2 separate regions of the Mus musculus genome follow, and region 1 is linked to region 2. Evidence: chromatin contacts called from ENCODE Hi-C or POLR2A ChIA-PET data. All regions are on one chromosome and are shown on one strand. Each heading gives the region's core, a stretch centred on a gene start or an enhancer-like site at or near the end of the contact. The rest is flanking DNA. Distances are from core to core; before and after follow the strand shown. Region 1 holds the start of Trappc5 (trafficking protein particle complex 5). Region 2 holds the start of Rps23rg1 (ribosomal protein S23, retrogene 1).

Region 1 (5,660 bases), core at 2,006-4,505, 110 kb before region 2:
TATGCCTGACAAGCTTGCCTTCAGACTCCCTTAGTCTGGGACTCAGGACCAGGATCAGGATCTGGGCAGATCTGACGCCCCTACACAAGACACAACACAAGCTTGGGAACAGGATCTGCTCGTCCTTTATCTCCTGTGGGGTCAGCGTCCCTCCAGGGCCCGATCTCGGGCAATCACAGCCTCTTCAAATTTGATCATGAGTGTGGTCCCCTTGTGCCAGTGCGCCGTAACCTTGGCAGGGAAGCCGCTGTGCGTGAGCACAGCCTCCACGATGCCCGCTGTGAAGCTGGCACAGTTCAGTGTGCTGTTCTCCTTGGGCACGGAGATGTAGGTGTTAATGAGCGGCTCCCTCTCGATGATGTAGAAAGTGCGGGCGTCATCATTGGCCTGCTCCAGCTTGTCCGCCTCCTTGCCGAACAGTGCCTTCCACACCGCACCCTTGACGAAGAGCAATGCGCCCAGCACCTTAGTCTCACGCCGGGCACCCTTCTCACGGGCCACCAGGGCATCTAGGACTCGGGCGCCCACCTGTCGGCCCAGGGCAGCCAAGCGTGCTTGAAGCTCGGCCACAGAGAAAACGCGGCTCTGACAGTGCTGCACCAGCTCGGAGAAGAGAAGGGCAAAGGCGCTCAGGCTCACCTCGGTGCGGGGCCGCACCAGTGCGCGCTCTAGCAGCGCCGACTTCCCGCGTGTGAAACGCGCCTCCATGATGCAGTCCTGCAGGGAGACCAGAAGTCAGGGCAATGGGTGGATGAGGCCTGGCACCACGGAGAACCAGGATACCTATACAACCCATCTGGACTAGCGCTGAGAACTTTAGTGCCAAACAGACCAGAAGGGAAGCGGACATTAAACTGCTGGTAAAACACACCCCATAACATTTAGCAAGCAAAGCACAAATACTAGAGTGAGAGCTTTATAATCTTGCCTGTCAAAGGGGAAACGAAGAGGACTAGAGAAGAGGGCTCGGCAGGTCAAAGCACATACTGTTCTTGCAAAGCACGTTAAGTCAGTTCCCAGCACCCACTCCACATGGCTCACAACCACTTGTAACTCCAGTTCCAGGAAGAATCAATGCCTCTGGTCCCTGCCCTGCACCACACGCACAAACCCATACTCAGACACACATGCATATAAATAAAAACAATTAAAATTAAAAAGAAATCTTTCAAGGGAAATAAAAGGGAGTGATAGAAACTACCCCAAAGTTGGAGACTCAAGAGATTTCTTATTCATGAAAAGCACTTGCGGGTAAGGCTCAGTCGGTACAGTGCACTCCGAGCATACATCAGTAATCCCCGAACTCAGGAGGTGAAGGCAGAGGCAAGAGGATCTGGAGTCTGAGGTCATCCTCTGCTACATAGGGAATTTGAGACCAACCTAGGCTACATGAGACCCTTTCTTACTGAAAGGAAAAAAAAAAAAAAAAAAAAAGCTGGAGCGAAAGAAGATCATTTGTTGCTCTTATAGAGAGACCGAGTTTGAATTCCAGCACCCACATGGTGACTCACAACAACCTGTAACTAGATCTAGTAGATCCTCTAACCACTTAGGGCACCAGGCACACACACATTACACATACATATATGCAGGCTGAACACACATACACATAAAATCAAGCTCAAACAAATAAGAAGTCTTCCCAAAGAACTATCAGTGGAACTGGCAAGATGGCTCAGAAGGTAAAGACACTTGCCTGATAAGCCCCATTTGATCCCAGAACCCACAGAGTACAAGGAGAGAACTCACTCTCAAAAGTTGCCCTTTACCCCCATGCACACTCACAAATACACACATGTGCACACAAACATGCAATGAATAAATTTTTTAAATGTAAATAAATAAATCTAAAAAAAATTTTAATGTAATTTTTAAGAAGCTGGCATGTGGCAGGGGAATGGTTAAAACTTAAGGTGCCACACATGATGAATGCACACCTTTAATCCCAGCACTCAGGAAGCAGAGGCATCTCTGTGAGACTGAGGACAGCCAGAGCTGTTACACAGAGAAACTGTCTCAAAAAAATTTAATTAGTCAATCAATCAATCAAAAAGGTGGAATACAGAGAGGCCACAAAACTGGAGGAGCACACCTGCAGCCCCAGCACTCCAGAGACTGAGGCAGTAAGATGGCAGAAAGTGGCCAGCCCGGGTGAGTTCCAGGACTGCCTAGAGCACAGTGAGACCCTGTGCAATGGTTCGTCTTCACGACCTAGATTTAGAATCACCATGAAAACACGTCTCTGGATTTCCAGAGGGAAGACCCAGTATGAATACAGGCATCACCACCCTAAGGTAAAAAGAAGGAAGTGATCTTGGCGCCAGCATTCGACTGTGGATGCAATGCCAGCGGCCTCATGCTCCTGAAACCATGTGTCAATAGCCGAATAAACAGACCTTTCCTTCTTCTGGTTGCTTTTGTCGGGTATATATGACCACAACAAGAAGGAGAAAAGCACTAATACACTCTGTCTTTAAAGCGGGGGCGGGACATTGGTGAATGGAGAGGGGACAAAGGACAGTCAATTATGTTTTCCCTAGCCGGCATGTGCTCCAGCTCTGACTACCCTAGAGACCTTCCTGCCCAACCCCTCCAGGAAAGCTAGAAAAGTATGTGACAGTAAGGGACACCGGTGAGCCAAGGCCAAGCCAGGAGGGGGTGCAAAAAATTCCCAACCCTGTAACATGAGGTTGGGGAGCGGCGGAAGTGTCTATTTGTCATGAAGGAAGCCGTTTCCACGGTGACCCTTAACTCTAAAAGAGATCCCGTCGGAACTCATACTCCCACAAAGTCTCTAGAAAACTGCACGGATGATGGGGACACTAGTGGAGGAGGCAGGAGGAAGCGGTGAGAGCCTCTGGGCCTCCCGTGCCGGCAGCCGGGAGTCACAACAGTGAATGGAGACCACCAGGTGAAGCCTTCATGGCTTCTGGAGAATGGATTGGAGCCGACAACCCTCCCCTACAAAGCATGTCCCACGGGCCAGGTCTTGGGAGATTAGGATGGACCGTCCGGCTCCCCAGCTGGGGAAAGGAACCGTGCAGAATGCTCGACTGGGCTGCTCTAGGACGCCCGGCCGGGACCGCGGAACCCGCATCACCCCCAGGGGAAACCCAAAGCAGACTGACCCGGGAACGCTGCTCCGGACGCACAGAAAAAAAGACGAGGCCCGAGCGCGCCGGAGAAGGTTCTCGGGCGGGGAAAGGTCTCAACCGGAACTGTGCTGCGGGCGGGTCAGCGGAACTCCTTGATGGCGTCGTAAAAGGCCTGTGAGTGCGCAGGCGTGCGCGGGCTAGCTCGTTTGCGCACGGAGGGCGGGGCAATGCGGTGACCGAGAGGGGCCGCAAGGGGGCGCCCGTGTCCAAGCCCCGCGGCGCAGAACGCTGGTGGGCACTGGGCTATGAGATCTTGCTATAAAAGCTGGCTTTTGAGCAAGAGTGTAGTATGCAAAGTATTCTATCCCAGGAGCACGTGCATGCCCTCGGGCACGTATCTTCTTAAGTATGTAAGTACGTGAACTGTAGACGTGATGTATTTACACGCAATTTCCCCTGACACGTGATTTTTTTTTTACCAGTGGGTGAAGGAGAACGCTTGATCTGGGGGTGTTTTTCCATCTTTCACAGATGGTGTAGCTGCAGTGTTTTAGAAGTAGTAGTAGTTTTACCTGCGGAGGCGTCTGACCATCCTTATCCTCCCTTTGTGTGTCAGTGTGTCTCATGTGCCCAACACTCCTGTGTGCAGAGACCAGAGGTTGACACTGAGTCTATCTCTATTGCTCTGGAACTTATTTTAAGACAGGGTCTAACTACTGGACCTGGGGTAACCATTTCTGCTAGCTGTCAAGCATCTCAGAAAATCCTTCTGTCTGCCCCACAAACACCTCACTGGCTGGCAGTTCTGGGGTTACAGGTGTGACCAACACACCCAGCAATTTTTTTTTTTTAATGTAGGTACTCAGGATCAAACTCAGATCTTTACAATTGTACTTTATCTATTAAGACACCTCCCCAGCCCCTTAATTTTTTGTGCTGTATATTGGTTGGTTGGTGGTTGTTTGAAACAGTCTTGCTATGTAGACCAAGATGACAACAAAATTAAGGTGATATATGTGCCCAGAGCTTCCCGTGTTTAGCTGATCTTTTTAAGAGGAAACACAAGCGGCAGAAAGAATGTAGGTCATTTTCTCCTGGAGTCTATTCATATCTCCAACCTGCATAAGTCAGGTGCAGGTTTAATTATGTCTTTTACAATGCTGCAGATGAAACCCAGGGCCTCACAATGGCTAGGCAAGTGCTTTACAGATGAACCATGCCACTGCCCCATATGCTTAATTTAAAAATTCATAGCATTGACTGAGACAGATGCAGATACTTACACCCAACCATTGGACTGAAGTCGGGGACCCCTATGTTTGAATTAGGGGAAGGATTGAAGAAGCTGAAGGGGAGAGCATGACCCCACAGGAAGACATTCTTACTCTCTCTGACTCTCTTCCCTCCCTGACCCCTTTCTCCCTCTCTCCTCATCCCCCTCCCCCTCTCTCCACAGGTTCCTGGCTGGCCTCTCCTCTTCTCTCCGCCTCTCTCTCTCTCTCTCTCTCTCTCTCTCTCTCTCTCTCTCTCTCCTCCCTTCCCAATCAGTCAGGGAGCCTGCGTGGGTCAGACATAGATCCTCTGACTACATATTATGTTTTGTAGCTTGATCTTCCTGTAGGATTCCTAACAGTGGGAGCAGGGGCTATCTCTGACTCTTTAGCATGCTTTTGGGACTCTTTTTCTCCTATTGAGTTGCCTTGTCCAGGCTAAATATAAGAGGATGTACCTAGTCTCATTGCAACTTGATTGGCTGAGATCCCTGGGAGGCCTGCCCTTTTCTGAAGGAGTGGATCTGGGGGAGAGGGATGGTGAAAGGGAGGGAGCTGGAGGAGAGGAGGGAGGCGGGGCTGCTATCAGGGCGTGATATCTGAGAGAAGAATTAAAAGAACTATGAGAAGAAATGAAAACAATGTGGGGCTTTCTAGCTAAAGAATTCAAAATTTTAAAAATAAACGAATAAATACCAGCATTCAATAGGCAGAGGCAAGTGGCTCTCTATGAGTTTAAGGACAACCTGGTCTCCACAGGGAGGTCCACACCAGCCATGTCTACATAATGAGATCCTGTCTCAGAAAAGAAAAGGAGAAGAAAGAGGAGGGGGCTATGTGCCTGTGGAGGCCAGAAGACAACCTTGAATGTTCAGACCAGGCTGACATCGAACTCACACCCTGCCTTCCTCTGCTGCCTGAGTGCTGGGATGAAAGGCGTGCACCACCACACCTGGTGTTGGCTTCATTTTGAAATATGGTCTCTTTCTGGGTCTTGGAGCGCCCTAATTCAACTGAGATGGCAGACCATGAGCCTCAGAGTTCCCCTCCCCTGTCTTTGTCTCCTCAGCTCTGGGATTACGGTTGTGCGCCTATATGTCTGGCCTTACATGTGGGTTTTGGGAATTGAAGCAAGACCCTAATCCTTGTGCAGCAAGCACTTTACAGACGAGGTCATCCCCTGGCCCAAAATACTATTTTTTAAATGCTTTAGTACATTTTAGTGCTGGAGAGATGGCTCAGTGGTTCATCCCTTTACTATATAGAGACTACCCATAAGTTCTGTGACTCTAGT
Region 2 (5,798 bases), core at 1,431-3,930:
GCATGCAGGTCAGGTGGCTCACAACCCTCTGTAACTACAGCTCTAGAGGATCCAGATACCTTCTAGCCTCCTTGGGTACCGCACACAAGTGCACATACCCACACAGAGACACACAACTACATTTTTTTAAAAAAATCTTAAAAACTTAAATACTTATTTAAATAAGATAATACAAATGAAATAAGGTTTAAAAAACTTTAAAACTTAAAATAAAAATTTTAAAATAATGTGGAAAGGGTCTCTTTATATAGCCCTGGCTGTGCTAGAACACTCTCTTTAGACCAGGCTGACCCTGAATTCATAGGGATCCTCCTGCCTCTGTCTCCCCAATGCTGGCATCAAAGGCAAATGCACCATGGGATAGCATCATCTACATTCAGGCTGGATACTCACACTTTGGTTAACTCAGTCTAAAAACTCCCTTTCAGATGTGCCCAGAGATTTTTTTTTTTCCTTTTAGGTGATTTTAGACCCTGTAGAGATGACAATATTAACCATAATATTCCCCTAAGTTGTTTCTATCCAGTATGTGGAGGGGCACAAGTGTGATACAGAGTACACGTGGGCATTGAACACAGGCTGCAGACTTCGTTTGATAGATATGGCTTCTATAAACACATGTGTTTGAATGCCTGGCCCATAAGGAGTGACACTGTTAGGAGGTGTGGCCTTATTGTAGGAAATGTGTCACTGGGTCGGTAGGCTTTGTGGAGTCACTCAAGCTGTGCTCAGTGTGACACAGTCTTTTCCTTGTTGCCTGCAGAACAAGATGTAGAACTCTCAGCTCCTGCTCCAGCACCGCGTCTGCCTGCACACTGCCATGTTTCCTGCCATGATGATAATGGACTGAACCTCTGAACCTGTAAGCTGGCCCCATTAAATGTTTTCCTTCTAAGAGTTGCCTTGGTCATGGTGTCTGTTCACAGCAATGGCACCCTAAGACACATGGCATGTACCATGTGTGCCCACCCTCTCATAAAATAAATAAATAAGTATAGTTAAAAATTCTTTAAAAGGCCTGGAGAGATGATGTAGTGGTTAAACACTCACCGTCTGCTCTTCAGGGAATACATGATTGGTTCCCAGCACACACATTAGGGAGTTCACAACTACCTGTATCTCTAGTTCCAGGGAATTCAATGCCCTCTTTTGGTCTGCCCAGGCAATGTGTGTGTGTGTGTGTGTGTGTGTGTGTGTGTGTGTGTGTAGTGCTCATGCAGACAATGAGGTCTACGAACATACACATAAAATAAATAATTAAATAAAAACTAAAAAAAAAAAACAGTAACAACAAGGGGAATGGCTCCTGAAGAACTATACCCAAGATAGATCTCTATACTACACACACACACACACACACACACACACACCTACACACATGCACACACACACCTACACATATGCACAGACACACCACACATACACACAGACATACCTACACACACAGACACACATGCACACACACACATACACACAGACACACATGCACAGACACACATACACACATACACACATGCACAGACACACACACAAACAAACCTACACACACACATACACATATGCACACACACACATACACACATGCACAGACACACACACAAACAAACCTACACAGACACAGACACACAAACACACATGTACACACACAGACACACATGCCCACATACACACCTACACATATGCACAGACACACATACAGACACACCTACACACACACTCTCACACACACACATCTACACACATGCACATACACACACCTACACACATACACACCTACACACATGCACGCACACACACACACACACACACACACACAGGTTCTTCAAATATAACACCCCGTTGCACTCAGGTAAATAAAGCTGATCATACAAAATCAATACTTACAAACATGAACAAACACGAAGCAGAAACAGTATGTGATCCTCCCAGTCTATCTGCCTCTCTGAGTGCTCACACCTGCGGAGAGTGTCACCCCACTCCAACACAACCACTCAGGACCCACCACTTGTTTGAGCCATAGAAAAAAGCCACAAGAACAGAGGATTGGAAAAAATTTGCATACTGAAGTAAGATATTAAAAGTGTGGAAAGCAACGGAGGCTGCAGGGGGCTTTAAAAAAATCCTCCACCCCACCCCAACGACTGCTTGCTCTGAGGTAGATTGCAGGGATCCGTATGGTGGGAGGGGAGAACCGATTTCTGCAAGTTCTCCTCTGAACTCTACACGCACATATAGACACACACAAAGTAAATAAACAAATATATACTAAAATAATATATATACAAAGCTGCGTTCTTTAACTTCTTCCTTCCTTCCTTCCTTCCTTCCTTCCTTCCTTCCTTCTTTCCTTTCCCCCCTCCCTCTCTTCTCTCTTCCTTTCTTTCTTTCTTTTTCTTTCTGAGGCAGGGTCTCATTTTGTAGACCTGGCTGTCCTGAAACTTGCTGGCCTATATAAACCAGGCTGGCCTTGAATACACAGAGTTCTACGCGCCTCTGCCTTCAAAGTCCTAGTAATACAGTCTAGGGTTCTTTATCCGGTTCGTTTTCTCTGCCAATTCACTAACTAAAAGGCAGGACAAACCTCAAGCACGACAGGTGGCAGTGGAGAAATCTCCAGTCTGCTGACAGCAGCAGAGAGAATCGGCAGTTGAGGACAGGCATTTATCTGGGGTGAGAGAAAGACTCTCTGCAAAGCAGAGAGGTTGACAATGAAGGCTGGGGGTTTAAAGTCTGAGTTTTCTTCCCTACTTTACGGTTGGTCAGTTTGAAGAAAGACAGAGTAGCTGATTGGCTCAGAACTGTTGTGTGACCGTCCTGAGCAGACCTCGGACACCTGACCCAGACCAGCAGCAGAGTCCTGCTGGCAGGAGACAAAAGCATGTAAGGCATTTGTTTTAAGCCTCCAGGCTTTTGTCTCAGCTCAGCAGGGCGAGGAAGAAGCTACCATCCTCGGAGCTTGCTATCTTTGTTACCTAGCTCTGGCCGATCTCCCTCTTGGTCTGCTTATCTGGGAGTCAGTCTAATGGATAATCTTTCACTAGGATTAAAAGTTGTGCAAATCACATGGCGCCCCACCTCCCCTTTTAAGTCAAAGAAAGAGTTACTTATTTATTTTGTTTTTTCAAGACAGGGTTTCTATGTGTAACAACCCTGGCTGTCCTGGAACTGGCTTTAAAGACCAGACTGGCCTCAAACTCACAGAGATCCACCTGCTTCCACCTCACGAATGATGGGATTAAAGAGTGTGCTACCATGCCCAGCAAGTTTTTATCTTGCACGTTTTTAATGTGTGAGAGCAGGTGTGTAGTCTCTCTGTGTGTAGGTCAGAGGATAATTTGTGGAGTCCATTCTACCTTTATGAGGTTTCTAGGGACCTGAACTCAGGTTGGCAAGTGCTTTACCCACTGAGCCATACCCCCAGTCCTATTTGGGGGGTTGGGGGACATGTAAGCCAGGCTGGCCTCAAACACACTAAAAGTGGCCTTCAGCTTCTGCTTTCCACCGCGTGAGTGCTCTGGTTACAGCCATGTCACCAGGTTTGGTTTGCTGTTTGATTGAGGTGGGGCAATGTGCTTGGGTTGGAACCCAGAGCCTCGAACATCCTGAATTTGTTCTGTGCTTCCAGTAGCCCTCCCAGCTGTCCTGTCTAATAATTTCCAACTGTGCCATGAAACAGGACCTTCCACCCACTGCCAGGGGTGTTAAACTTTTCCGCCTTTTACCAGAGCAACTTAGCCAAGTGTATCAAGCACTACAATGAAGCCAGTCAGCTATGAGCCTCTGTTGTCAAGTCTAGTGTTTGTTTTTCCTAAGAACAGGAACAGGGGAAATGGAAGAATGTTCTTACTCGTTTATTGCAATAACACATTGGAGATAATAGGAAGAAATGATTGAGGGCTTAGGGCTGTGGTTAAGTTGGTAGAGCACTTGGCCTGCAAAAAGCCTTGGGTTCCATCCCAAGTATTGACTAAAGCAGGCATGGTGCTATGATCCCAGGAGGAAGAAGCTAGAGATTCACAAGTCCAAGATCATCCTGGGCCAAATGAGACTCAAAGAGAGGTCACTCACTGCACAAGCCTGATATCTGAGTTGAATCCTCACAGCATAGTGAAAGGAGAACAAACTCCTGTAAGTTGACCTCTGACCTCATATTTGCTGCTGCACCTGAATCAATGATAGGAGGGGAGAGAGAGAGAGAGAGAGAGAGAGAGAGAGAGAGAGAGAGAGAGAGAGAGAGAGAGAGCAAATAAAAAGAAGTTGGTGGGTGTGGTGCACAGCTGTAATCCGAAGATTCCAAAGGTTGAGGCAGGAGGATCTCAAAGTTAAGGTCATCCCAGGCTTCATATTAACAACCTACCTGAAAAAGAGGAGTAGGGTGAACAGGATGAGGGGGAAGAAGAAGGAAAATCCCCACCCCAATCTCATCTATGATAGTGAAAATCTAAAAGCAACCCTGGTGGAGGAGAAGAGGTTACAAGCTCAGGGAATATTTCATCTTCAATAACAAGATTTCTCCTGACGTTCCTCCCTTGAGTCCCCTCCTCCGCAGCACACTGGAGTGAAAGGAGTTCACTGTGGCCACTCTACATGTGTCTGCTTGCTCCAGTGGAATCCGCCTGTATGGTCCCCATTCCTTTTCATGGAGCGATATACATGTGTTTTTCCATGTCAGTAAATACAGGTCTGTCTCGTTCTTTTAAAGGCCTCAGAGCTTCCTATACCCCTACACCATTGTCAACAGCCTCTGGAACTATTTCCCACACACCTCCTCCAAATTGTGTGCTCCCAGAGGATGGATTGCCGATTTAGACATTATAGGCATCATTTTTTTTTTCTTTTAGACTATCAATCAAATTGCATTTCAAAAGAAAAAAAAATCTGAGGTAGGGGATGGGGCTGAGTTGGTAAAGTGCTTGCCTCCTGTGCTCAAAGCCCTGGTTTCCATCACTAGCATAAACTAGATGTGGTAGTATCCTCAACAACCCCATTACTCAGGAGATAGAGGCAGGAGGATCAGGAACTCAAGATTATCCTAGACTATATAGGAATTTGAGGCCAGCTTGGGCAACTTGAGACCCTGTTGAAAGAAAGAAAGGAAGAGAGGGAGGGATGAGGGAAGGAGTGGGATGGGGGTGGGGAAGAGAACAAGGAAGGGGGCCTAGAGAGAGAGAGAAGGGAGAAACAAGAGGAGGTGAAGGGAAGGGATGGAATGGGATGGAGGGAAAGGATCAGAAGGAAAGAATTGGTCTTCATTGGCACTCCCAATGGAGTTTGTTATGTATTTGCCACACAAGAATGAGAAACTGAATTCAGTTCCCAACACCTACCCAAAACTCTGGGCATTGTACCATGCATTTGTAATTCTAGGTCTGGTGAAGCAGACACAGGTGGAGATCCTGATAGTTCCCTGGCCAGCCAAACAAGCCTAGCAAAGCAAGCCCTAGGTTGCAGTAAGAGGCCTTATCTCATAAACGAAGGTGCTAGTTGGGGACTGAGGAACTGGCTTGTCTGGAAAAGTGCTTGTGGTGCAAACATAACAACCTGAGTTCAATCGACAGCAACTATGTAAAATGTGATGGCATGTGCTCGTAACTCTTTCCTGTGGTGGTTGGTGGGAGCAGAGATGTGAGGACCCTGAGGCTCACTAGCCAATCAGTTTAACCAAATTGATGCACTCTAGACTCATTGAGAGATCTCAAAGAGATAAGGTGGGTGAGGTTAGAGAGATGACTCATTGGTTAAGGACACTGACAGCCCTTACAGAGGACCATGGTTTGGTTCCTAGAAACCATATGGAG

The links. A loop is a pair of places that touch in the nucleus more often than their neighbours do. ChIA-PET counts read pairs that join two places held with the same protein, here RNA polymerase II (POLR2A).
Region 1: a map of left cerebral cortex shows a loop between it and region 2 (2.4-fold over the local background). The contact joins the promoter of Trappc5 here to the promoter of Rps23rg1 in region 2. A Hi-C loop is called at or near these places in 24 of 37 maps with a recorded cell type or tissue (CH12.LX, Patski, adrenal gland and 7 more). POLR2A ChIA-PET finds 5 or more read pairs at or near these places in 3 of 5 experiments (Patski and embryonic stem cell).

The regions. Positions count from the first base shown.
Region 1 is chr8:3,674,072-3,679,731 of GRCm38, reverse strand. Trappc5 (trafficking protein particle complex 5) reads right to left here and starts at 3,255. Exons shown (of 2, transcript NM_025701.4): 1 at 3,129-3,255; 2 at 1-717. The coding sequence starts at 708. The coding sequence ends at 142. Gm45231 (a long non-coding RNA gene) reads left to right here and starts at 3,333. Exons shown (of 2, transcript XR_870093.2): 1 at 3,333-3,505; 2 at 5,126-5,660.
Region 2 is chr8:3,564,880-3,570,677 of GRCm38, reverse strand. It overlaps Rps23rg1 (ribosomal protein S23, retrogene 1), which reads right to left and starts at 2,680. Exons shown (of 6, transcript NM_001024728.2): 1 at 2,582-2,680.